2 separate regions of the Homo sapiens genome follow, and region 1 is linked to region 2. A link is an interaction called in ENCODE POLR2A ChIA-PET data of the cell type or tissue named here. Cell type or tissue: GM12878. All regions are shown on one strand. Links, peaks and the distances in the headings refer to the core of each region. The heading gives the core; the rest is flanking DNA. Region 1 overlaps CLIP1 (CAP-Gly domain containing linker protein 1). Region 2 overlaps CCDC62 (coiled-coil domain containing 62).

Region 1 (5,374 bases), core at 140-5,139, 410 kb after region 2:
ACAAACACTGAAGTTAGATTTTAAAATCCAAATGAGGCCGGGCGCGGTGGCCCACGCCTGTCATCTTAGCACTTTGGGAGGCCAAGGTGGGTAGATCACCTGAGGTCAGGAGTTCGAGACCAGCCTGGCCAACATGGTGAAAGCCTGTCTCTACTAAAAATACAAAAACTAGCTGGGGGTGGTGGCAGGGGCCTGTAATCCCAGCTACTCGGGAGGCTGATGCAGGAGAATCGCTTGAACCTGGGAGGCAGAGGTTGCAGTGAGCTGAGATTGAGCCACTGCACTCCAACCTGGGCAACAGAGTGAGACTCTGTCTTGAAAAAAATTAAAATCCAAATGAAACCAATTCCTAGTTTCCACTTACAGCATCTAAGGTGGTTGTACAGAAACTATCTTATGGATTTGTGAGTAAATTTAGTAGACTGCTTCTCTTGAAATATAGGCTGGGCGTGGTGGCTCGTGCCTGTAATCCCAGCACTTTGGGAAGCCAAGGTGGGCAGATCACTTGAGGCCAGGAGTTTGAGACCAGCCTAGCCAACATGGTGAAACCCTGTCTCTACTAAAAATATAAAAATTAGCTGGGCGTGGTTGCGCATGCCTGTAATCCCAGCTACTCCAGAGGCTGAGGCGGAAGAATCGCTTGAACCTGGGTGGCAGTGGTTGCAGTGAACTGAGATCATGCCACTGTATTCCAGCCTGGGCAACAGAGCAAGACTCCATCTCAAAAAAAAAGAAAAAGAAAAGAAAAATATTATAGGCTGGGCGTGGTAACTCATGCCTGTAATCCCAGCACTCTGGGAGGCCAAGGCGGGCGGATCACCCGAGGCCAGGAGTTTGAGACCAGCCTGGCCAACATGGTGAAACCCTGTCTCTACAAAAATATAAAGATTAGCCGGGCATGGTTGTGCAGACCTGTAATCCTGGCTACTTGGGAGGCTGACGCAGGAGAATCACTTGAGCCTGGGAGGCGGAGGTTGCAGTGAGCCAAGATCGTGCCACCCTGGGTGACAGAGTGGAGACTCCATCTCAAAAAAATAATAAACAATAAAAAAAATATCAAGGTGCCCTGTAGTATTGTGAAAATAGAAACGTGGTTATAGGCCGGGCACAGTGGCTCATGCCTTTAATTCCAACACTTTGGGAGGCTGAGGCAGGAGGATCTCTTGAGCCCAGGAGTTCAAGACCAGCCTGGGCAACATAGTCTCTTAAAAACAGAATAGGCTGGGCGCGGTAGCTCACACCTGTAATCCCAGCACTTTGGGAGGCCGAGGTGGGTGGATCACGAGGTCAGGAGATCGAGACCATCCTGGCTAACACGGTGAAACCCTGTCTCCACTAAAAATACAAAAAATTAGCCTGGTGTGGTGGCAGGCGCCTGTAGTCCCAGCTACTCGGGAGGCTGAGGCAGAAGAATGGCGTGAACCTGGGAGGTAGAGGTTGCAGTGAGCTGAGATTGCACCACTGCACTCCAGCCTGGGCGACAGAGTGAGACTCCATCTCAAAAAAATATATAATAAAAAATAAAGAAATGTCTCAAAAAAATGTGGTTATTTGTCCATTGTCTCTCAAGACCTATAGCAACTATTAAACTTGCTCATTTGCAAAATAAAAACAAGAACCTTTTTTTTTTTTTTTTTGAGACGGAGTATCATTCTTATCGTCTAGGCCAGAGTGCAATGGTGTGAGCTCTGTAACCTCCGTCTCCCGGGTTCAAGTGATTGTCCTGCCTCAGCCTCCTGAGTAGCTGGGATTACAGGTGCCCGCCACCATGCCTGGCTAATTTTTGTATTTTTAGTAGAGATGGGGTTTCGCCATGTTAGTCAGGCTGGTCTTGAACTCCTGACCTCAGGTGATTTGCCTCGGCCTCCCAAAGTGCTGGCATTACAGGCAAGAAAGCTTTTATGAAAAGAAAAAAACCCAATCCAATATGAAAGACCTTGATTCTTCTAGGAGTTGTCTTTGTACCCTTTTCTTGTTCAGAGCAGTTTTGGTATGCTTTTGCTTTTGGTGTGGGCCATGTCTGACTGTTTAAGGGGCAGGCAACAATATGCCAACTTTTTTCCTTTGTGAAGAATGGAAAGGGAAATCAATTCTTTTTTTTTTTTTTTTTTTTTTTTTGAGACAGGGTCTCACCAAAAACCCTCCTTGTAGCACGTGTTCTCACTCTGTCTCAAGAAAAAAAAAAAACTCATCCAGGCTGGAGTGCAGTGGCACAATCACAGCTCACTGCAGCTTCAATCTCCTGGGCTCAGGTGATCCTCCTTCAGCCTCCCAGATAGCCTGGACTGCAGGCACGCGACACCATACCTGGCTAATTTTTTGTAGAGATGGAGTTTTGCCGTGTTGCCCAGGCTGGTTTTGAACTCCTGGGCTCAAGTGATCTTCCTGCCTCAGCCTCCCAAAGTGCTGAGATTGCAGGTGTGAACCACCTTGGCTGGGGAGGTCAGTTTTAACTTGCCTTGAGATTGACTCTTTGATCTCACTGCTGTATATAATAATTTAGAAACATTTATTCATCAGTTTACATTAGGGTCAGGAGCCTGGAGATTGGGGTTTTAGTCCTAGACTGTTAAGTAAGTATGACCTTGACAAGTGATTTCACTTTTTAGAATCAGTTTTCTTGTTGGTAAAATGAGAGAGTTGAACTAGATTGCTACAGTCTCTTCTGATTCTAACATTTTATGATGCTATATTAAGCACATTGCTTCTTTTTACACGTTAGTATAATTGACTGCTGCCGACCCATTAAGTAAGTTCTTCTGGGAGATACTAGAGAGGCCTAGTAATTTCAGCCCCTTTTAAGATCTGTGTCTTAAGCTAGTGGTATGTGTTAGAGTTACAAAGTCACAGGAATTTTGTAGAATTTTGTGTAAATGAACAAAATAACTCAAATTATTCAGCTTTCCATGTTCCCTTAAAACATTTTTTTTTTTTTTTGCAGATGGAGGAACATTGGGAGGCTCTTTATTTTCTGCGTGCTAAGTAGTAGGAATATAAATCTGCACTCAGACTGAGCTGTGCAAAGGCATTCATAATTGCAGGCAGTTGCATCAGAGCTCAGAGTTCCATCTCTAAAAAAAACATTGTCTTATGCCCCAACCTTCTCCCTGGGTTAGTTTTTAATCCTGTCCTTCCTTTTTAAAACTTCTCTAGGTACAACTTGTATTCTGTACTATGTCATACACACCTTAAGTTTTAAATACATATAATTTTCTTAAGCACAGAATAATTTTTCAAAGGGGTATGTCTACTCTTGACTTTGGAAAGATACCATAAACTTTGTATTTACTGTCAGTGTCTTATTGTGTGATATTCTCAAATCAACACTTAAGGTTAGCAGGCTAATTTTATAAATTGCTCTGTAAGGTTTGTCTCAGTTAGAAATTGGAAATAAAACTTCCTTGTAGCTCCTTTTGAATTAAGGGGCCAGTTAATTTTCTGATACTTACTGACTTGTGTCAGTCCTTTAGTGTCTGAATGGGCTTTTCACATTGATCCATTTATTTTTACTTGTTTGAGACAAGGTCTCACTCTGTGGGACCACAGGCACGCACCACCACGCCTGGCTAATTTTTGTATTTTTTGCAGAGACAGGGTTTCGCCATGTTTCCTAGGATGATCTCAAACTCCTGAGCTCAAAACTATCTGCCCACCTTGGCCTCCCAAAGTGTTGGGATTATGGGCGTGAGCCACTGAGCTGGCCGGCATTGACCTTTTAAATAAACAGTGATTACAATATTTACTCATCTTTCGTACTTTATCCTTAAAGATATGCTGTTTGCTTCCCGCCCCCCATCCCCCAGATGGAGTCTTGCTCTGTCACCCAGGCTGGAGTGCAGTGGTGCCATCTAGGCTCACTGCAACCTCTGCCTCCCGGATTCAAGCGATTCTCCTGCCTCAGCCTTCTGAGTAGCTGGGATTACCGGAGCTGCCGCCATGCCCGGCTAATTTTTGCATTTTAGTAGAGAGGGGGTTTCACCAAGTTGGCCAGGCTGGTCTTGAACGTCTGACCTCAGGTGATCCGCTCGCCTTGTCCTCCCAAAGTGCTGGGATTACGGCCGTGAGCAACCACACCCGGCTGCTGTTTCCTTTTTGTTTTTTTTTTTGAGATAGTGTGGTGGCATGATCTCTGCTCACTGCAACCTCTGCCTCCCTTGCTCAAGTGATTCTCTTGTCTCAGCCTCCCGAGTAGCTGGGATTATAGGTGTGTACCACCACACCTGGCTAATTTTTGTATTTTAGTAAAGATGGGGTTTTGCCATGTTGGCCAGGCTGGTCTTGAACTCTTCACCTCAGGTGATCTATCCGCCTTGGCCTCCCAAAGTGCTGGGATTACAGGTGTGAGCCACCGCGCCTGGCTGCTATTTGCTTTTTTAATCTTTGTGTTAATTTTAAAGCTGAGTCTGGCCTATTTAAAAAGTTATATATAATATATCGTGTATGAAGCATACATAAATACCCACATACTTAGAGAAATATCAGTGAAAATAGATCTTAGTGGTCCTAGCACAGTAAAGTGACAAAAGACTAAAAAAAACCTAGAGTTACGGCTCCTGGAATCCTTCTGACTTTTTTGACCATAGTACTTGCGAGAACGCGTCCCTTGTGAATCTAGGCAATGACGGCAACAGGAGCCATGCAGCAGTGACAGAACGTCTCATGGGATTACACAGGGGATGCAGATCAGTGAAGAAATATTGGTGCTTATAAATAGTCATGACAGGAATGGAAAAAAGGACAGGCTGAGTGACTTTAATATTCAATAAAACAAGTAATCTCATGTGAAAGGCATGTGTTTTTGAAGATGATGGAATGCTCTTATTCTGACACCTGACTCTAGAGGTGGTTTAAGTCAGTCCTATAGACAAGGCAGTGAACTTGATGGGGATATGTGGAACTGAATGGAAGAATGGAAGTGTGAACACATGGCACCATGTTGGTTTTTTTTTGTTTTGTTTTTTTTTTTTGAGATGGAGTCTCGCTCTGTCACCCGGGCTGGAGTGCAGTGGCGCGATCTTGGCTCACTGCAACCTCCGCCTCCCGGGTTCACACCATTCTGCCTCAGCCTCCTGAGTTGTTGGGACTACAGGCGCCCGCCACCATGCCAGGCTAATTTTTTTTTTTTGTATTTTTATTAGAGACAGGGTTTCACTGTGTTAGCCAGGATGGTCTTGATGGATCCGACCTCGTGATCCACCTGCCTCGGCCTCCCAAAGTGCTGGGATTACAGGCGTGAGCCACTGTACCTGGCCTTTGTTTTTTGTTTTCAGATGGAGTCTTGCTCTGTTGCCCAGGCTGGAGTGCTGTGGCGCAATCTTGGCTCACTGCAACCTCCACCTCCCCGGGTTCAAGCGATTCTCCTGCCTCAGACTCC
Region 2 (5,374 bases), core at 196-5,195:
ATGGTGAAACCCTGTCTCTACTAAAAAGACGAAAATTAGCTGGGCGTGGTGGCACGCGCCTGTAGTCCCAGCGACTTGGGAGGCTGAAAGGCAGGAGAATCGCTTGAACCTGGGAGGTGGAGGTTGTAGTGAGCCAAGATCACGACACTGCACTCCAGCTTGGTGACAAGAGTGACATTCTGTCTCAAAAAAAAAAAAAAAAAAGATAAATAATGTCGTGTGTGTGTGTGTGTGTGTGTGTGTGTGTTTAAATTTATAGAGACAGGGTCTCCCATTGTTGCCCATTCCTGGCTTCACGTGATCCTCCTGCCTCAGCCTCCCAAAGGGCTAGGATTACAGGTGTGAGCCATTGTGCCCAGCCAATAATAATGTATGATATATTTCAAAATTGTTAAATGAATCGGTTCTAAATCTTTCCACTACAAAGACATGATAAGTATGTGAGGTGATAGATACACAGCTGGTTTAGTCATTCTACTATGTTATATACATATTATAACATTGCACTATACACTGTAAATATATACAATTATTATTTGTCAATTTAAAAAAGACCATAGTGGCTACGCACAGTGGCTCACGCCTGCAATCCCAGCACTTTGGGAGGCTGAGGTGGGAGGATCTCTTGAGCCCAGGAGTTTGAGACCAGCCTAGGCAACACGGGGAGACAAAAAATACACTTAAAAAAAAATTAGCCAGGCATGGTGACAAACACCTGTACTCCCAGATATTCAGGAGGCTGAAGTGGGAGGACCGCTGGAGCCTGGGAGTTTGAGGCAGAAGTGAGCCATGATCGTGCCACTGCACTCTAGCCTGAGCGAGAGAGTGACACCCTGTCTCAGAAAATAATAAATAAATAAGACCTTAGGGAATGAATAAAATATAATGAAGTGACTGCATACAATTGCCATCCATCCATCCAACAAAGGCTTCTTGACTTCCCATTCATGTGTGGGGTCCCCTTTGTCTCTAATCTGGAAGGACTTCTCTGTCTGCTTCACCATGTGTGTTACAGCTAAACGCTGGCCATCAGCTAATGCCCAGATATAACTGGCTCGCTGTCAGTCCTAACACAGGCACCGATCCAGTGAGCCCTCAGTGAGCCGTGTTGAAAACAGTGGTCAGTAGTTAAGCATCGGCAACTCTAAGTGCCTCGTTAGCCTTCTTAGGTGTCTGGGTGGGGAAAAGAGGAAGAAGGGGAGTGGAGAGGTAAGGGGGAGGAATGAAGGGGAGATGATGCCTGGAAAGACCCCAGTGCATTCCGTGGTGACCCCTGGCTTGCAGGTGAGCCCACCTCCTCACCTCCCCCTGCCTGTGTGGCCTGCATTCCAGCCACCCCGGGATCCCTCACAGTTCCTCAGGGGCACCCAAGGGTGCTTCCAGTCCTCTGTGCTTTTACTCATGCTGCTTCCTCTCTATGCAAATTGCCCATGTATTTTACCATCTGATTTTTTTTTTTTTTTTTTTGAGACAGAGTCTTGCTCTGTTGCCCAGGCTGGAGTGCAGTGGCGTGATCTCGGCTCACTGCAACCTCCGCCACCTGGGTTCAAGCGATTCTAGTGCCTCAGCCTCTCGAGTAGCTGGGATTACGGCACGCCACCATGCCCGGGTAATTTTTGTATTTTTAGTAGAGAGGGGGTTTTACCTTGTTGGCTAGGCTGGTCTGGAACTCCTGCCCTCAGGTGATCTGCCTGCCTGGGCCTCCCAAAGTGCTGGGATTACAGGCGTGAACCACCGTGCCTTGCTACCATGCTATGTATTTTCTCTTATTCGTTTAAAAACTTCATTCTGAAAGGGATCTGCAGGCTTTATCAGCCTGCCACGAGAAAGGCCAAGAGCCCCGACAGGTAACACCAACCATCTCAAGCCAGCAATCAGGACGGCCAGGCCCACACAGCAGGCACAAGTCCAAGCTCAGTTTATGGTAGGGTCCGCTCCTCACCCCTACCCTCCAGGCAAGGAGGAAGCCCGCCATGAGGCAATGTGCTCAGCTGTGCGCTTCCCCTTACTCTAACTCCTTTTTTCTCCTTTGTCTATTTTTAAATTATTGGAGTTTTTCTTGAATAGTTTAAAAATCAAAATAATAAAAACAGGTATAAACTGAGAAGTCCCGCTTCTGCCTCATCCCTCATGCCTCCTATTGGTAAAATTTATATCATCTTTCCACTGTGTCTTTGTGCAAATATATATTCTTATTTCCATCCTCTTTCTTTTCTTCTTCTTCTTTTTTTTTTTTTTTTTTTTTTGAGACAGGATCTTGCTGTATCGCTCAGGCTGGAATACAGTTGCTCAATCACAGCTCACTGCAGCCTCAAATTCCTGGGCTCAAGCAATCCTCCTGTCCCAGCCTCCCGAGTGCCTGGGACTACAAGTGTGCACCACCATGCCCCGCTAATGTTTTTAAAAACCTTTTTTTGTAGAGACAGGGCCTAGCTATGTTGCCCAGGCTGGTCTCGAACTCCTGGGCTCAAGCAATCCTCCCACCTTGGCCTCCCAAAGTGGTGGGATTACAGGTGTGAGCCACTGCTCCTGGCCCTCTCCTTATGTATGTGGAATGCCATATGAACCTTCAGTATCTTGCACGTTTCTCACTTAGCAATATATCTGGAAATATTTCCACATACTAGAGCACCTCATTCTGTTCTATGTCTGCTCAGAACTCCACCGTGTGGGTGGACCACAGCTTATTCCCTCGGTTCCCTTTTGCTGGACACTGGGTGGGTGGCCTCCTATCATTTGCTATTGTAAAGCAATGCTGCAAAGAAACACGTGTGCCTATGCCATTTCATACACATGCAGAAGTATCTGTGGGAGAGATTCCCAAAGTGACACTGCATTGTCAAAGCGTCAGTTCTTCAGTGATTTTTAGAAAACATTGCCAATTTCCCCAACAGGAGGACTGAATCATTGCCTGCTCCCTGGCAACGTGGGAGAGTGCCTGTCTCACAGCAAGGCTCTGAATTGCGACCCTTGTCTGTAGCGACAGATGGCAAAGCCCTGGAGAAGCAGACACGCTGCTCAGAACTTTACCCTGCTTCCTTATTGCAGAAATTAAGAATTTTTAAACAAAATTATTTGCTTTTTCGGTACCTAGCTGTACTCAGTACAAAGGCATGGGGGGAGGAGTTTGTAAAGCGTGTTGCCAGGTAAATCCCTGTTATTTAAATTCTGTCTTCCCAATATCTCTAGAATCAGTTAATGCACCAGAAAATGTATGATATCTGGAGCCAACAGTTTTTCCAATTAAATGATTTTCTGATTCTAGCTGTACTTTGTTGACTAAAGAGATTCGGTCATTTTTCCCTTCCTGTAAAATGTAAGGTTGGAATTAGATATCTCTTCTGGATCTTTCTAGCTCAAACACTCTGAAAAAAATATATTTTTTGAGACAGGGTCTTGCTCTGTTGCCCAGGCTGGAGTGCAATGGTGTGATCGTGGTTCACTGTAGCCTCGAACTCCTGGGCTCAAAGTCATGATCCTCCTACCTCAGCCTCCTGAGTAGCTGGAACTATAGGCGTGAGCCACTACACTTGGCTAATTTTTATTTTTTAGCAATGGGGTCTCACTATCTTGCCCAGGCTGGTCTCGAACTCCCAGGCTCAAGCAATCCTCCTGTGTGGTCCTCCCAAAGAGCTAGGATTACAGGTGTGAGTCACTGCACCCAGCTAATTTTATTTTATTTTTCTTAGACAGTGTCCCACTCTATGGCCCAAGCTGGAGTACAGTGGTGTGATCATAGCTCACTGTAGCCTTGACCTCATGCTCAAGCGATCCTCCCCCCTCAACCTCCCAAGTACCCAGGACTACAGTCATGGGTCACCACGTCCAGTTAATTTTTTTTTTTTTTTTTTTTTTGAGACAGAGTCTCGCTATGTCACCCAGGCTGGAGTGCAGTGGCACGATCTTGGCTCACTGCAAGCTCCGCCTCATGGGTTTACACCATTCTCCTGCCTCAGCCTTTCAAGTAGCCGGGACTACAGGCGCCCGCCACCACGCCCAGCTAATTTTTTTGTATTTTTAGTGGAGATGGGGTTTCACCGTGTTAGACAGGATGGTCTTGATCTCCTGACCTCATGATCCGCCTGCCTCGGCCTCCCAAAGTGCTGGGATTACAGGCGTGAGCCACCGCGCCTGGCCACATCCAGCTAATTTTTGAATTTTTTGTAGAGACAAAGTCTTGGTATGTTGCCCCAGCAGAACTTGAACTCCTGCCCTCAAGTGATCCTCCCACCTCGGCCTCCCAAAGTGCTGGGATTATAGGTGTGAGCCACTGCACCTGGCCAGCTTTTTCTTTTTTCTGCATGTTCCTGTCAGTTCCATTCAAGGTAGGCCCTGAGACCGCCTGTGGCAGATGCTGGGTGCTGCAGCCAGGGTGCCAAGGTGGAGAAGGGTCCTGAGGCGTTCACAGTGAGCAGGAGTCATGGACGCAGTCACCTGTTGGCTACCTGACGTGCACTCTGATGGAGGCAGATACACACACACACACGCATGCATGCACACACACACATGTGCAGGCACACACACACAGAGCTACACTAGCAGGACAAAAATGAGGGAGTGATTGATTATATCTCAGGAATTTGACATAAAACCCTAACAAAGAGGTTGAGAGAACAACCTGAAGCCACGAGGACAAGGAGGAGACATCTGTTGCTATAATGCTTGTTTGGAAAACGTGAATTTGGGCCAGGCATAGTGGCTCACGCCTGTAATCCCAGCACATTGGGAGGCCAAGTTGGGAGGATCACTTGAGGTCAGGAGTTTGAGACCAGCCTGGCCAACATGGTGAAACTCTGTCTACTAAAAATACAAAAAATTAACCAGGCATGGTGGCTCACACCTGTAATCCCAGCTACTCAGGAGGCTGAGGCAAGAGAATCGCTTGAACCCAGGAAGTGGAGGAAAGAGTGAAACTCCATCTCAAAAATAAAATAAAAATAAAAAAATAGGCCAGGCATGGTGGCTCATGCCTGTAATCCCAGCACTTTGGGAGGCCGAGGCGGGTGGATCACAAGGTCAGGAGATCAAGACCATCCTGGCTAGCATGGTGAAACCCCATCTCTACTAAAAATCCAAAAAAAAAAAAAAATTAGCTAGGCGTGGTGGCGGGTGCCTGTAGTCCCAGCTACTTGGGAGGCTGGGGCAGGAGAATAGTGTGAACCCGGAAGGTGGAGCTTGCAGTGAGCCAAGATCATACCACTGCACTCCAGCCTGGGTGACAGAGCAAGACTCTGTCTCAAAACAATAAATAAATAAATAAATAAAATTTAAAAATAAAAATAAACTGGCATGTAATCTTTATTCCATCAAAGTTCATGGATCCCATGAATTCTAGTCAACAAATTCTGATTAAAATTATCTGTCCAACAAATCC

What was found. Peaks named below come from ENCODE experiments on the same cell type or tissue, not always from the same donor. Only the 100,000 strongest peaks of a DNase experiment are listed, where the experiment ranks them.
Region 1: POLR2A ChIA-PET joins it to region 2 with 9 read pairs; 1 of 35 experiments calls an interaction of 5 or more read pairs at or near these places.

What each region holds. Positions count from the first base shown.
Region 1 is chr12:122,404,493-122,409,866 of GRCh38, reverse strand. All of the region lies in intron 1 of CLIP1 (CAP-Gly domain containing linker protein 1), which reads left to right. Among named protein-coding and RNA genes, the nearest start is that of CLIP1-AS1, 12 kb to the right of the region's middle. In GM12878, for the core only: no CTCF peak of the experiment used is centred there; no DNase peak of the experiment used is centred there; H3K27ac peaks cover 436 bases.
Region 2 is chr12:122,816,934-122,822,307 of GRCh38, reverse strand. All of the region lies in intron 11 of CCDC62 (coiled-coil domain containing 62), which reads right to left. Among named protein-coding and RNA genes, the nearest start is that of HIP1R, 16 kb to the left of the region's middle. In GM12878, for the core only: no CTCF peak of the experiment used is centred there; no DNase peak of the experiment used is centred there; H3K4me3 peaks cover 310 bases.